Linked DNA regions of Homo sapiens: region 2 is linked to region 1. A link is a contact called in ENCODE Hi-C or POLR2A ChIA-PET data. All regions are on one chromosome and are shown on one strand. Each heading gives the region's core, a stretch centred on a gene start or an enhancer-like site at or near the end of the contact. The rest is flanking DNA. Distances are from core to core; before and after follow the strand shown. Region 1 holds the start of LINC01644 (long intergenic non-protein coding RNA 1644). Region 2 has its middle 48 kb from the start of LINC01644.

Evidence for each region. Hi-C counts contacts between places; a loop is a spot of excess contacts on that map. ChIA-PET counts read pairs that join two places held with the same protein, here RNA polymerase II (POLR2A).
Region 2: a loop to region 1 is called in a map of left colon, with 2.6 times the contacts of the local background. The contact joins the enhancer-like site here to the promoter of LINC01644 in region 1. A Hi-C loop is called at or near these places in 1 of 168 maps with a recorded cell type or tissue (left colon). POLR2A ChIA-PET finds 5 or more read pairs at or near these places in 2 of 52 experiments (WTC11 and activated T-cell).

Annotation. Positions count from the first base shown.
Region 1 is chr22:47,483,553-47,491,248 of GRCh38, forward strand. It overlaps LINC01644 (long intergenic non-protein coding RNA 1644), which reads right to left and starts at 3,559. Exons shown (of 3, transcript NR_109967.1): 1 at 3,178-3,559.
Region 2 is chr22:47,531,603-47,539,298 of GRCh38, forward strand. No RefSeq gene overlaps it. Among named protein-coding and RNA genes, the nearest start is that of LINC01644, 48 kb to the left of the region's middle. Within about 2 kb of position 3,059, at least 3 of the 41 ENCODE cell types and tissues checked have a DNase peak (open chromatin) inside an H3K27ac peak, as active enhancers do.

The DNA of each region.
Region 1 (7,696 bases), core at 2,309-4,808:
TCACAGACTGAATCCCAGGTTACCACACACGAACAGAAAAGGCCAGGCTCCTGCCCACTGCAAGTGGCACCAAATTCCTGAGGTCCCACCCCGTCCTCCCAGTGTGCAGGTCCGCATTATTCTGACAGAATCAGTCAGGGCCGGGCACGGTGGCTCACGCCTGTAATCCCAGCACTTTTGGAGGCTGAGGTGGGCGAATCACTTGAGGTCAGGAGTTCAAGACCAGCCTGGCCAACATAGTGAAACGCTGTCCCTACCAAAAATACAAAAATTAGCCAGGCATTGTGGCACACACCTGTAATCCTAGCTACTCAGGAGGGTGAGGCAGGAGAATTGCTTGAACCCAGGAGGTGGAGGTTGCAGTAAGCCAAGATTGCACTACTGCACTCCAGCCTGGGCAACAGACAGGAAAAAAAAAAAAAAAAAAGGATCAGTCAGGAAAGGGTGGGCTTCATCCAGGACTGGCTGTCTGGTTTTTTAAACTTCAGGCTATTTTAGGTTTGAAGGCAGGGTTTCGCAGGGGACCCTTGGCTACCTCCTGTCTCTATCACTAATAGTAGATAATATTTATCAAAGGGTTGCTAAGTCTCACCAGCAGTGCAAGATTAGAGATAACCAGGTCTACGCACATGTGTGTCCTTCCACAAAGTCAGTCAATATTGCAAACCATAGATAATAGTATACTTAATACATAAATGTTATAGATTAAACATTCCACAAACAGACAAAAAGTAACATTCAACATCAAGAGAATAGAGATAGGAGAAAGGTTTAACAAACCAGTCCAGGGAGAGCAACGAAGCCAAAAAGAATCTCCTGGTCTGGGCCAGGCAGTCCTTTGGTCCTGCAAGGAAGAGTCTTTGATGTGGCAGAGCCTTTGGTAGCCAATGCTGGGTTCTCATCATGAGTGACAGCAAGACTGAGTCTGTTAAGACCGCAGTTTTGAGCTGTTTATGACCATAGAGTCCTCTGGTGAGGACTGACAGTGGAGGAGCGTGCTTGTTTATGTCCTTATCTGGCTGGATGCAGTCTTTTTTTTTTTTTTTTTTTTTTATTAAGCAAATCATCTTGTCCTTGCTGGCAAAGTGTCCTATGAAATATAAAATAGAGTCCTTTTCTAAGATGGAGTTAGTTATGTCAAGACTGCTCTGTGCAATAAGACAGAGGCATTGCTCTATGTGCTCTAAACATTCTGCTTTGTTCTCCTTTCATAACAACCTTATGAAGTAGCTACTATTATTTCTGTTTTATACAGAAGAACACTGAATCTAAGTGTAGTACTGAAGTTGCTTGAAGTATTACAGCTAACAGGTGGAGGAGCTGGGGTATAAATCCAGACTGCCTGGCTTCAGAGCCTGTTCCATTAACATACAAAATTCAAGTCCACTCCTGTATTCTAGTAACAACAACTGAGAAACTATAATGGAAGGAATAAGAGATGATGAATACACTTAAGATAATAGCAAAAAACTCTAAGGTACCTAGGAATGTATCTATCTAACAGCATATGTGCACAACACATATGGAGAGCATATATGGGACTTCCTGTTTCAGCCCCAATATGGAAACAGCACGGAAGTCACCCCCTCTCATCGTCACATCAGGGAAAACACTGAACAGACTGAACCTCAATGACTTTACCTAGATCCATCAGCTAATTGAGATCACAGAGCAAACCAGCCTCTCTGAAGTTTGTAGAGAAAGGTGAAGACAGAGAATCATAGCCACGATTAGTTTACCTGAGACTAAAACCACTGGTGCCTGTAACTGGTAGAGCCACTTTAACACTAATTTTGACAAATTGCCAGAGGCTGAGTGTGGACTAGCCTGAGAGTTAAAACCTCTTGGGGCCCAGTCTTAGGGGGACTGCAACAGGCTCATGTATTTCACCTGCTGAAACCCCAGCAGGTTCTTGCCATAAAGATCAGAGAAAAGTGTTTTAGAAAGGGGAGGGGAAAAGAACCATTTTGAAAGATGACCAGAAAATTCTCCTTAACAAAGCCGTGACTTCCAACAGTTTCCCCTTGTCTGACCTGGAGGAAGAGCGACTGGCCTGCTCAAGCCCCCTGTAGCTTTCCTGTCTCATGTAAGGAGAGACAAAAAGCCGCCAAAATTTCCTTTGCCTTAAAGATCAGAGAAAAGTGTTTTAGAAAGGGGAAAGCTTTAAAGTGGCCCTGCTGTTACAGGCGCCAGCGGTTTTAGTCTCAGGTAAACCAGTCTTGGTCATGATTCTCTGTCTTCACCTTTCGGCCGGGCGTGGTGGCTCATGCCTGTAATCCCAGGACTTTAGGAGACCGAGATGGGCAGATCACAAGGTCAAGAGATAGAGACCATCCTGGCCAAGACAGTGAAACCCCGTCTCTACTAAAAATACAGAACTTAGCTGGGCATGGTGGCATGAGCCTGTAGTCCCAGCTACTCATGAGGCTGAGGCAGGAGAATCGCTTGAACCAGGGAGTCGGAGATTGCACTGAGCCAAGATCGCACCACTGCACTCCAGCCTGGCGACAGAGTGGGACTCCATTCCAAAAAAAAAAAAAAAAATTACAGAATCTTCCCCTTACCACCACGTCAATAGGGTTCCAGGATAGTAACAGTGGATTACAACCCAGACAGCTGTAAGACACAGGTTCTTATATAAGAAGTTCATAGGAAACCCCGAAGAAAATGGGGAAAAACACAAGAAAACTAAAGCCCCTGGGATATACAACGACAGCAATCATTACACGCAGTCTAACTCCTGGCCAGATTAATATAAAACCTCACACCAAAAGCCTAATTGCCTCCGTTTTTATTACCTGATGCATCATGTCTGGCTTCTAACAAAAAATTAAAAGGCAAGAGAAAAACACAGAACAAGGCTCAGATATAACAAAGATTTGAAAATTATCCAAAAAGGAACTTAAAATATCTGTGAGTCATTGTTATGGGCTCTAATGAAAAAAGTAAATGACATGTAAATGTAAGCAGAGAGATGAAAACTTTAAAAGAATCAAAAGGAAATGCTAGATATCAAATGCCTCAAGACTCATCTGCGATTCCATCCTCAGCCTTGTCACCCCTCGGTCCCCACCCCACCATGGTGCTTGCTGTGTGTTTTCTTGACCTTGCTGTTCACCTAACCCCCTGGAAGGTGCTGTCCCAACCTCACCTGTGTCCCCTTTCTGGGCTGCTTACCTAGACCACTTGGCCTGGGCTGGCTGTGCCCAGGGGGAGGCTGGGAACATCGGCCGGCTACGCCCTGAGGTAGCTCAGATGCCAGTGTCCCACGGTGAGGACACCTCCGAGGCCGGCTCCGTGTCATCTGCTGGATGGGGCTGAACCCCAGTTGTCCTTCATGGGAATCTTCTCCTGAACCTTGCTGTGTGGGCTGCTTTCTCTTCCTTCCACCAGAGCTTCCTGGATGAAGCCCAGCATAAATGTCTTGTGCTTATCCCCATTCTGGAGGCTTCCAAGCAAGCGTAAACTCTGAAAGGGCAGGGGCCGTGAGTGCTGACTGCTTCTCTGGTCACCGTCTCACGGCCTGCCACAGACCTGTGCAGGATAAGGTGGCTACATGAATAACCAAAGGAAGGCGTGGCTGCTGGAGTGAAGTTGTAATGCACACCTACGTGTTCCAGGAAGAGGAAGTTTAGAGTTCACAAACACATCTTAGTGTTTAGACTTACTTCTGAATGTAAAGGCCCCTAGCACAACAGAAAGGGCATTTAAGGAGAGAAAGCTTAGGAACTCTGACACCTAGGAACTTGCTCTGAGATTTCACCACTCCTGTGTCCTTTCGTTAATCTGCCAGATGTTCCTGATCAGCCAATGTTTGGAAGAAGGGTAGTTACTGGTCTGCAGCAGGGCACTGGGGCAGGACGCGAGGAGGAAGGCACTGCTTTGGGCCCGGGCAAGGGCCAACTATATGTGACCCCAGGAGCTCCCCTTTTCCACCCCAGGGGCCCCACCTTTGTGTCCAGAGGCCCCTCTACCTAACTGTGTCCTGCATTCGTGGGTTCTTGGTCTCACTGACTTCAAGAACGAAGCCACGGACCCTTGCAGTGAGTGTTACAGCTCTTAAGGTGGTGCGTCTGGAGTTTGTTCCTTCTGATGTTCGGACGTGTTCGGAGTTTCTTCCTTCTGTGTGGGTTCGTGGTCTAGCTGGCTCAGGAGTGAAGCTACAGACCTTCGCGGTGAGTGTTACAGCTCTTAAGACGGCGCATCTGGAGTTGTTCATCCCTCCCGGTGGGCTCGTGGTCTCGCTGGCTTCAGGAGTGAAGCTGCAAACCTTAGCGGTAAGTGTTACAGCTCATAAAAGCAGTGTGGACCCAAAGAGTTAGCAATAGCAACATTTATTGCAAAGAGCAAAAGAACAAAGCTTCTACAGCGTGAAAAGGGATCCCAGCAGGTTGCCGCTGCTAGCTTGGGCAGCCTGCTTTTATTCACTTATCTGGCCCCACCCACATCCTGCTGATTGGTAGACCCGAGTGGTCTGTTTTGACAGGGCGCTGATTGGTGCGTTTACAATCCCTGAGCTAGACCCAAAGGTTCTCCAAGGCCCCACCAGAATAGCTAGATACAGAGTGTGGACTGGTGCATTCACAAACCCTGAGCTAGACACAGGGTGCTGATTGGTGCATTTACAATCCCTTAGCTAGACATAAAGGTTCTGCAAGTCCCCACCAGACTCAGGAGCCCAGCTGGCTTCATCCAGTGGATTCCGCACCGGGGCTGCAGGTGGAGCTGCCTGCTAGTCCCGCGCCGTGCGCCGGCACTCCTCAGCCCTTGGGCGGTGGATGGGACTGGGCGCCGTGGAGCAGGGGGCGGCGCTCGTCGGGGAGGCTTGGGCCGCACAGGAGCCCATGGAGGGGGTGGGAGGCTCAGGCATGGCGGGCTGCAGGTCCCGAGCCCTGCCCCGCGGGAAGGCAGCTAAGGCCCGGCGAGAAATGGAGCGCAGCGCCAGTGGGCCGGCACTGCTGGGGGACCCAGTACACCCTCCGCAGCCACTGGCCCGGGTGCTAAGCGCCTCACTGCGCGGGGCCGGCAGGGCTGGCCGTCTGCTCCGAGTGCGCGGCCCGCCAAGCCCACGCCCACCCGGAACTCCAGCTGGCCCGCAAGGGCCGCGCGCAGCCCGGGTTCCCGCTCGCGCCTCTCCCTCCACACCTCCCTGCAAGCTGAGGGAGCCGGCTCCGGCCTCGACCAGCCCAGAAAGGGGCTCCCACAGTGCAGCGGTGGGCTGAAGGGCTCCTCAAGTGTCACCAAAGTGGGAGCCCAGGCAGAGGAGGTGCCCAGAGCGAGCGAGGGCTGTGAGGACTGCCAGCACGCTGTCACCTCTCCTAACCACCTGGACTCAGGTCAGCTCTTCCTTTCCCTCCTGTAAAATTCATCATTTGCATTTACATGTTGTTTCTAGTGTTTTTGCAAGAATAACATTTTTATTTTTATGTGGTATATAGTAAAGTCCATCAATCGCCCCCTTTATGGTGCTTTCCTTGGATGTTTTGCATGGGAACGGCCTCCTGTCACGAGGTCAGAAAAACATCGATTTCCATTTCCCCCCAGTCCTGCCGTGGTTTCTGTCTTCACCCCATACAGCACTTACCTCCTTAATTGGCAAATGAGGTGAGGTAGGAGTCAAGCTGGAGACCTGCCCCAGAGGTGGACGATTCTGCAGCCCTTTACGGCCCTCTCTAAATGGAAATGCCACTGTGCCAGCTCCTGAATCCTAATGTGTGGAAGTGTCTGCCTGTGGCCTTATTTATTATACTCTTGCCTTAGCATCGAACTGTTTTAGTTTGTATTGCCTTATAGTCCTTTCCTCTCTCTCTTTTCAAAAAAGAAGGAACAGAGAATAAATAGCATGACTGAAGTCCATGCACCTACCAGCTAGCATGAGCAACTATTAACATTCTGGAAGTTTCCTTTAGTTATCTCTCTTTTATAAAACAAATCCAGGCCTTCAGAAAAAATTGAAGACCTCTCCAGGGTTTCTTCTCCTGTGGCTGACCCTCTCTGTCTCTCCCCAGAATCTGTCACTGTCATGAAGTTTGTGTCACTTTTCTTTTGCAATCAACATCATGTATTTTTATTACCTAGATATATAGGTACGCACGCACGCGCACACACACACACACACACACATATGTCTAGCAATCATAATGCTGTTCTAAGTTTTTAAAATGTACGAATATAGCATTCTATGTTATTGGCTTTTACATTTTTTTACTAGTATTTTTGAGACCTAAAATTCATTGTTACTGTTTCGTTGTATTTTTTCATATCACTCCATAGAATGTTATCTACTCATTTCTTTGTGGACTGACACTTGCAGTGCCGTGGTGGACGTTTGTGTGATGTCATTGTGGAAGATGGCGTGTTCCTTTAGGATGCCTGCCTGGGAATGGAGCGTCTAACCTGCAGAGCATCCTCTGAGGATATCGGCAGAGTTTTTAGCAGAGATGTTGTGGCAGTTTATCCCCCGCTGGCTGCATGCGTGTTCTGTTGATTTGCACATCCTTACCAATCCTTGGTGTGGCTGGAACTGGGGATGTTTACAATGCTGTTCACTGTGGTTTAATTTCCATTTCCTTGGTCACTTAGAAAAGTGGGACTCCGGCTGGGCGTGGTGGCTTATGCCTGTATTCCCAGCACTTTGGGAGGCTGAGGTGGGAGGATCACCTAAGATCAGGAGTTCGAGACCAGCCTGACCAGTATGGTGAAACACCGTCTCTACTGGAAAAAAAAAAAAATTAGCCAGCCCTGGTGGCAGGCGCCTATAATCCCAGCTACTCAGGAGGCTGAGGCTGGAGAATTGCTTGAGCCCGAGAGGTGGAGGTTGCAGTGAGCCGAGATTGTGCCACTGCACTCCAACCTGGGTGACAAAGCGAGACTCCATCCACCCCCCCCACCAAAAAAAAAGTGGAACCCCATTTGTAATTTCATTGACCGTTGAACTTTCATCTTCCATAAAGCATCTCTGTGTTCTTGCTATTGGGCACTTTGCCCTTTCTTATTGAATTATAGGAGATCTTTACATATTCTGGATACTAGTCATATGGTGGTTTCAATGAAAACACCTTTTGCTAGTCTGTGGGTCATTTTGAGTTTATTTCTGGTCCCTTTTTCTTGTCAGAATTGTAAAGTATAATCTCTTCGTGTGATCAGTACTTTCCCCCAGGTGTTGTGCTGATTGTGTGTTGTCTAATGGACATGTTCTCACCATGAGAATACAAAGATGGTTTCCTCTATTTTCTTCTAAAGTTTTGTTCCCTGGCTGACTTTAATCCTTCGGAATTTGTATTTGCATATGGTATGATATAAGGATATCATTTCACTTCGCTTATTTGTTTTCACCATGGTTTTTTGATAGCCAGTTTTCCTCTGATTGACACCCTGACCACAGATCAACTTTCCTCACACGTGTGGCCATGCTTTAAAACTCTTGACCTACCTCTGGTGAATTATCTATTACACATCTGTGAGCCAGTATCATCTTATTTCAATTACTGAAATGTTATATTGATAACCCATATATATTGCATACATCAAAAGAGATTTATGTTCTCTTTTTACAGAATTATCTTTTTATACATTTGCTTTTTATAGAATGCTTTCAATTTTTTAATATAAATATTCTAAACGTAGAGAAAAGCATGGAGGGTAATACAGTGCCCTCTCAGGTACCTTCCCCCCTTGCTTTGTTAGTCTAACAGAT
Region 2 (7,696 bases), core at 1,809-4,308, 48 kb after region 1:
TGGGCAGAGGATGGAGGAGGTAGGGGCTCGAAGGAGGGCATATCAAAGAATTCAAGGGAACTGGAGGGCAAAACCATGCCAACAAGATGCAGTGGACAGAGCTGGTAGAGCACAGAGTCAGCAGTTCAAGAAAGGGGCTTCAGGTGACAGAGAAGTTCCCACAGGAGGATCAGCATCCAAAAGAGAGAACGTGGCCTCACAGAGGCCAGGAAGCAGAAAATCCCAGCCCCGGGAGTCAGAGAATAATCCCCACTCAGAACAAGGAGCCAGGAAGAAGACTTGGCAGCACAGAAGGTGCCTTTCCGAAGAAGCCTGGGACTCAGACCCAGCTTGAGAGCATATTCCCACACCTTAAGAATCAAAATCTATCCTTAACAGCTTCAACAGACTTTTGTCCAGAGCAGCGGCTCAGTAGTTTGACTCACCACTGGATCCCCAAATCAATCGGTCAGGAGTGAAGACAAAGGCCTCAAAACCATGCATGTAGGACCCTGGGTGGGAAGCCTGGGGGTTCAGTGATGAATCTGACCCTATCCAAGTCATGGCACCGTAACTGTTAAGGAAAAAAATTATTCAATGGCCCTTGTCAAAGTACAGCAAGGAAGACTTCATTCAGGACCATCACGATAGGTATAGGGGCCACTGCAAAGGGGTGCTGTTGTCGGGAGAGATTGGGCTCAACTTTGAATACAGCACAGGCAAATGAAAATTAATAGCCAAGGAGCAGGATGGGGTAAGGGGATGGGAAATTCCTAAGAGGAGACATCAGGGTGAAGGGGATTCTGGCCAAATCCATCCGTTAGGATTCTTGCTGAGGACAGGCCAGGGTGGCCGACATCACCTCGGGGGTGGTGCAGGGTGAGGAACCTGATCAGATAATGAGGATGATCAGATAAAGAGGGTGTGGGAGGCCGGGTGCAGTGGCTCACACCTGTAATCCCAGCACTTTGTGGGGCCGAGGGGGGCGGATCACTTGAGGTCAGGAGTTCGAGACTAGCCTGGCCAACATGGCAAAACCCCATCTCTACTAAAAATAGAAAAATTAGCCTAGTATGGTGGTGCATGCCTGTAATCCCAGCTACTCAGGAGGCTGAAGCAGAAGAATATCTTGAACTTTTGAAGCCAAGAGGTAGAGGTTGCATTGAGCGCCACTGCACTTTAGCCTGGTGACAGACCAAGACTCTGTCTCAAAAAAAAAAAAAAAAAAGAAAGGAAAATAAGTGTTAGCGGTTCTTGCGGAACTGTCTCTGCAGGGTTCTTTTGCTAAAACTCTATTTTACGGGGAAGTGCACAGATGGGGCTAGGAGAATGTTTGACTAAAGTTTGGCCAAGCAAAGAATCTTTGCCACAACAGAGAAACAAGAAACTACCATCAAATTAAGAGAAAGTAGGAAAGGAGGTAAGAGAAGCGAATAAATATGGTGGCAAAAGCCAAAACCAAAACCAAAACCAAAACCAAAACAGGATAGCAGAAATAATTCAAAGTCTTCCAGCAATCATAATGAATGTAAATGCATTGGCCTTATCTTACATGACTGGGACATCAGGTAAATGTTTAAAAATGTAGCTATCGAAGGATGCCCCTGGAGGAAATTGAATTAGGCCCATTGTGCATGTGGTATTTCTCCCATCCTCCATCCTGAACCTTGAGAGAAGTCTTGCTTCCATCTACAACCTGCTTGAGCTGGGCTACAGGATGAGTCTCGGGTTGCACTGGGGCCTGAGGGTTCAGCGTTCTCCTGATGAGATGATACTGGTATCAAAGGACTCAGTGAGAGAACCAGGAAGGGGTGCATCATTGGAGGAATGTCTGGGCCACCAGCCATTGACCTGTCTGCGCCTGGAGACTCTGTTGAGTCCCTCCCAGTCTTGGAGAGGCTCGATTTTCTTTCTTTTCTTTCTTTTGTTTGAGACAGAGTTTCGCTCTTGTTGCCTAGGCTGGAGTGCAATGGTGCGATCTCAGCTCACCACAACCTCTGCCTCCCAGGTTCAAGCGATTCTCCTGCCTCAGCCTTCAGAGTAGCTGGGATTACAGGTGTGTGCCACCACGCCTGGCTAATTTTGTATTTTTAGTAGAGACGGGGTTTCTCCATGTTGGTCAGGCTGGTCTCGAACTCCCCACCTCAGGTGATCTGCCCGCCTCGGCCTCCCAACGTACTGGGATTACAGGTGTGAGCCACTGCGCCCGGCCTGGATTTTCATTTTTATTATGGAAGGTGTCATTGCTTTGTTCCTCATTTGTGACAAGGAGATTGCATAGCATTTACCATGGGGACTCAGTGGGACGAAGGATGTGAATGTGCCCCAAGTGCCTTCAAGGGCCATGCCAACAGGAGGACGTTTCATTTGATGAAGACACATCTTGGGAGCTGTCCTGGATCCCGGAGGATGAATTCTGATTTCTCCTTCCTTTGCAGAAACATCTTCCAAGAGCCTGCCATCAGCTCTGCCATCAGCCCTGCCATCAGCTCTGCCATCAGCTCTGCCAGTACTGACAAGGACTCCCTTGGAGGCACTTCCCCTTAGAGGCCCAGATCACTGGTATTTGTAATCAGCCTATATTTAGCAGATGACAATTACACTGACTGGGGAGGCACATTTGAATTCACCACTCAGTTGGCAAGAAGAGGAGAGGCCGTCACTCACCCCTCTGTGAGTGAGCTCTGGTGAATTCCTGGGAGCTAAAGCTTTCTAAACTGTCTTTTCATCATCTCTAAAAGCATCACGTTCTAATGAGGTCCCCAGACAGTGCCTCCCAACACAGGCAGAGGTGGACTTGGCCTCATTATTCCTCATATGAGACATCTCATGTGGTGGTAGGAGGTGGGAGGTGATGGTAAGAGGGGGAAGAAAGGAAACAATTCAAGTAAGACTATTTGCAGTTCAGATTATTCTGTGTTGTCAGAGGCAGGTGGAGGAAGCAAGTTGACAGGACAGTCTTAGCTAAAGCAACATGGATTGAAAAAAAGCCAGCAAGCCTAAAGAATTCTTGAAACAAACAAGCTCTGGATGGTTTCCAGAGTTCTCGACTTGCTGTATTTTGTCAGCTGCCGGCTCCAGACATGACTGGAAACGTCTGCTACAAGTAGCTGCCTAGCATGGCTTTCCTTCTTGGGAGAAGCCAGCTTCAGCTGCCCGTGGGCGTGTGCGGCCTATTTGGCGAAAGCCGTGTTCACATCTGGGGCCCAGAAGGCCACTCTCCAGGGTCTCTGTGGTGAGGGTTGGGGTCTCTGCAGTCTGCCCTTTCCTCACTGAGACCTTCCTGTAGAGAAGCCCACGGCAGGCAGGAGGAAAGTGTGTGGCCTGTCTGCTGGGCTCATGCCAAAGCCAGCAGGACCTGCCCGGCCTGGCCCTCGCCATGTCTGTGAGAGGAAATGCTCCGTAGGCCAGTGCTGGGGAAACGGGGCCCACATTTGTGGTACCAAACTTCTCTGTGTCCATGAGATAGGTGTTCTCATCTGTCAGTTCCCCAGCTGCCTAACAAAGAAGCACAAACACAGTGGCTGAAACAACAGCAATAGATTGTCTCATGATTCTAGAGGCCATGAGGCCGAGATCAAGGTGGCAGCTTGGCTGGGTCCTTCTGAGGCTGTGAGGGGGGATCTGTTCCAGACCTCTCCCCCTGCTGCTGGGGTCTGTTGGCTGTCTTTGGCATTCCTTGGTGTGTAGTTGCATCACTCCAATCTCTGCCTCTGTCTTCATGCAGCGTTCTCCCTGTGTGCCTGTATGTCTGTGTATCCAAATTTCCCCACTGTGTAAGGACCCTACGCGTGTTGGATTAGGGGTCCAGCTTATCCACTATGACCTCATCTAAACTTTAATTATGTCTGCAAGGTGCTGGGGTTACCACTTCAACATACGAATCTTGGGGTGACACAGTTCAATTCACGACACCTCTCAAAGCCATCACAGGCAGGAGACATCCCTGTAGGCCCCTTACCAGAGCAAAGGTGAGGGTTCCAGCTCCATTTCTGGGGAATAGAGGGGCCCGACTGCTCATCTCCCATGGCCACGTTGACAGCGGCCTCCTGGGCACTGAGAGCTGCTTAAGAGACAGCACAAATACACATGCCAGGTTGCAGCATCCTGCAGGAGGTGCCGTGAGCAGGTCTCGAGGACCGAGGGACAAGACATTTGCAGGGAGACACAGCAGCACCTGCAGAATTGGGACATGGCGAGAAGCAGGGAGCAGAGTGCTGAGCGTGGTGCTCGCCGAGGACACCAGGTGCTTGGCACCGAGGACTTGACCTGGGGTACATGGACCTGGAAAGCTAGACAGAGGGTTTGCAAGCTACCTGTAAACACTGAGCAGCCTCTCAAGATGTTTGGGCGGAGCTGCTGTGATGCCGGAGCATGGTGGGCAGCCAGTACCCAGGCCTGCATCCTTTCACGGGAGCGTCCACCTCCGATGCCACCTCCCCTGCCTGGGCACCCACCCCTCCTTCCAGCCAGCCTGGCTCTTTGCTGTGCTGCTTTCTTTTTAACATTCCATTGTATGGATGGACCACATTTTCTTTATCCGTTCATCTGTCAATGGATGCTTGGGTTGCCTCCACTTTTTGGCTGTTGTGAATAATGCTGTTACGAACACGGGTGTAGCCACTTCCTTTTAAAAATTGCAAAAAATTGCTTTCTTTTTCACTTTTTTAAAAGAATTAGGCATAACCATACTTCATATCATGAAAATGAGTCTGTAAAAAATCCACAAAGAAACTGTTCTTGGATTCTGGTCAAATAATGAAAACACTTGTAGACTAAAGTATATAAAAATACATTTTAATTAGCACGTTTTTCCCCTCATTTTCAAGTGACTTTTGTAGTCATCCTTTTCATAGGTAATGTTTCATCTCTTATATTTTTTTCTGTCAGTGTTAGTCTGGTAGGTATTTAACTTTTGAAATGAAAACAAGCAGAATGTTCACCAAAATATTTTTGTGAGTGGGGAGGTTCCCCAGCAGCACATGGGAGAACGCATTGCAGTGGAATACTCTACAGCCAAAGTTGATGGGGAAAGAGGACGCACAAGCAGAAAGGATCTCGGGTGATGAGCTTACCTGCCATTGTAAGCCGTCCCAGGGCCGATCCACTCTTGCTTCTGAAAAGACTCTCTCTATGTATGAGTCCTGCCCCTTTTATTATTCTGTTAAAATTTACATAACAGGAAATCTACCATCTTAACAGTTTTCAAGTATACGGTTCAGTGGTGTTAAATACATTCACTTTGTCATAAAACCACCACCACCCTCATTGCCAGAACTCTTTTCATCTCGTGAAACTGAAATTCTGTACCCATTAAACGCCACATTCCCCCTTCCCCCAGGCCCTGGCACTCCTCTGTTCCACCTTCTGTCTCCATGAATTTGACTTCTGTAGGGACCACATGTAAGTGGAACCTCACAGTGTTTGTACTATTGTGACCGGCTTATTTCACTGAGCATCGTGTCCTCTAGGTTCATCCAGGCTGTAGCATGTGTCAGAACTTCCTTCCTTTTCAGGGCTGAAAAATATTCCATTGTATGGATGGACCACATTTTCTTTATCCATTTATCTGTCAGTGGATGCTTGGGTTGCTTCCACCTTCTGGCTATTGTGAATAATGCTGTTATGAACATGGGTGTAGCCACTTCCTTTTAAAAATTGCAATCAGTTGCATTCATTTAGTACCAGGCCCAGGCTCCCCTCTAGGGAGACAGGCAGAACCACCCAGCTAAGTTGTCCTGTGATTCCTGACTCTCAGAAACTGGGAGAGATGATAAATGGCTTGTTTTAAGCTGCTAAGTCTTTGGATAATTTTGTTATGCAGCAACAGATTAACATAGAGTGTGGAAGCAGAAATTAGGAGACCTAGATAAAGACCCAGAACTTCTCTGGCCAGGGCAATCAGGCAAGAGAAAGAAATAAAGGGTATTCAAATAGGAAGAGAGAAAGTCAAACTGTCTCTGCACATGACATGATCCTGTATCTAGAAAACCCCATCGTCTCAGTCCAAAAGCTGATAAACAACTTCAGCAAAGTCTCAGGATACAAAATCAATGTGCAAAAATCACAAGCATTCCTATACTCCAACAATAGACAAGCAGAGAGCCAAATCATGAATTCCCATTCAGAATTGCTGCAAGTACAATAAAATACCTAGGAATACAGCTAACAAGGGAAGTGAAGGACCTCTTGAAGGAGAACTACACACCACTGCTCAAGGAAGTCAGAGAGAACACAAACAAATAGAAAAACATTTCATGCTCATGGATAGGAAGAGTCAATATCGTGAAAATGGCCATACTGCCCAAAAGGTCTAATATCCAGAATCCACAAGGAACTTAAACAAATTTATAAGAAAAAAACAACCCCATTAAAAAGTGGGCAAAAGACATGAACAGACACTTCTCAAAAGAAGACATTTATGCAGCAGCCAACAAACATATGAAAAAAAAGCTCAATATCACTGATGATTACAGAAATGTAAATCAAAACCACGATGAGATACCATCTCATGCCAATCAAAATGCCAATCAAAATGGCGATTATCAAAAAGTCAAGATACAACAGATACTGGAGAGGCTGTGGGGAAATAACACTTTTACACTGTTGGTGGGAGTGTAAATTAGTTCAACCATTGCGGAAGACAGTGTGGTGATTCCTCAAAGATCTAGAACCAGAAATACCATTTGACTCAGCAATTTCATTACTGGGTATATACCCAAGGGAATATAAATCATTCTGTTACAAAGATTCATGCATGCGCATGTTTATTGCAGCACTATTCACAATAGCAAAGACATGGAATCAACCCAAATGCCTATCAATGATAGACTGGATAAAGAATATGTGATACATATACACCATGGAATACTATGCAGTCCTAAATAGGAATGAGATCATGTTCTTTGCAGGGACCTGGATGGAGCTAGAAGCCATTATCCCCAGGAAACTAACACAGGAACAAAAAACCAAACACTGTATATTCTCACTTATAAGTGGGAGCTGAACAATGAGAACACATGGATACAGGGAGGGGAACAACACATAATGGGGCCTGTGGTAGGGGGAGTGGGGAAAGGGAGAGCACCAGGATAGATAGCTAATGTATGTGGGGCTTAATACTTAGGTGATGGGTTGATAGGTGCAGCAAACAACCATAGCACACGTTTACCTATGTAACAAACCTGCACGTCCTGCATGTGTATCCTGGAAATTAAATTTAAAGAAACAGAATGTCCATTGACTGCTGAGTGATCTTCAGTAGCGACCTAACCTCTCTGACTACCAGCTTCCTTGCCTGTAGACATGATAATGGGGTGATACTTTGCCTCCAAGGAGTGAAGTGAGACAAGGAATTTGAAAACCCTTTGGCAACATCGGGCTGTGGTTTGGATGTTCTTTTCTCTGGAAGCTCCCATGGTCCTGCACCTTTCCCTCTCTGCAGATGGCAGGGCTTGTCTTTCTCAATGGCCACTGCAAGAAGTGGCCAAGATTTGTGGGTTTATCCCAGTCAGTCCTGCAGCTGGGGTGTGAGGCACAGACCCCAAGTCAAAATGAAAGGAGCTCTTAGACCAGGCCTAACCAGGCTCTACTCTCTGAGTAAGGTTAATAGTACATGTGGTTAGTGGGAGACTAACAAGGTGCAGGTAATGAAGAGTTAACAGAAGTGGAGTGGAAAGAAGTCTTCCAAGTGGGACACACACACTTCCTGAAGACA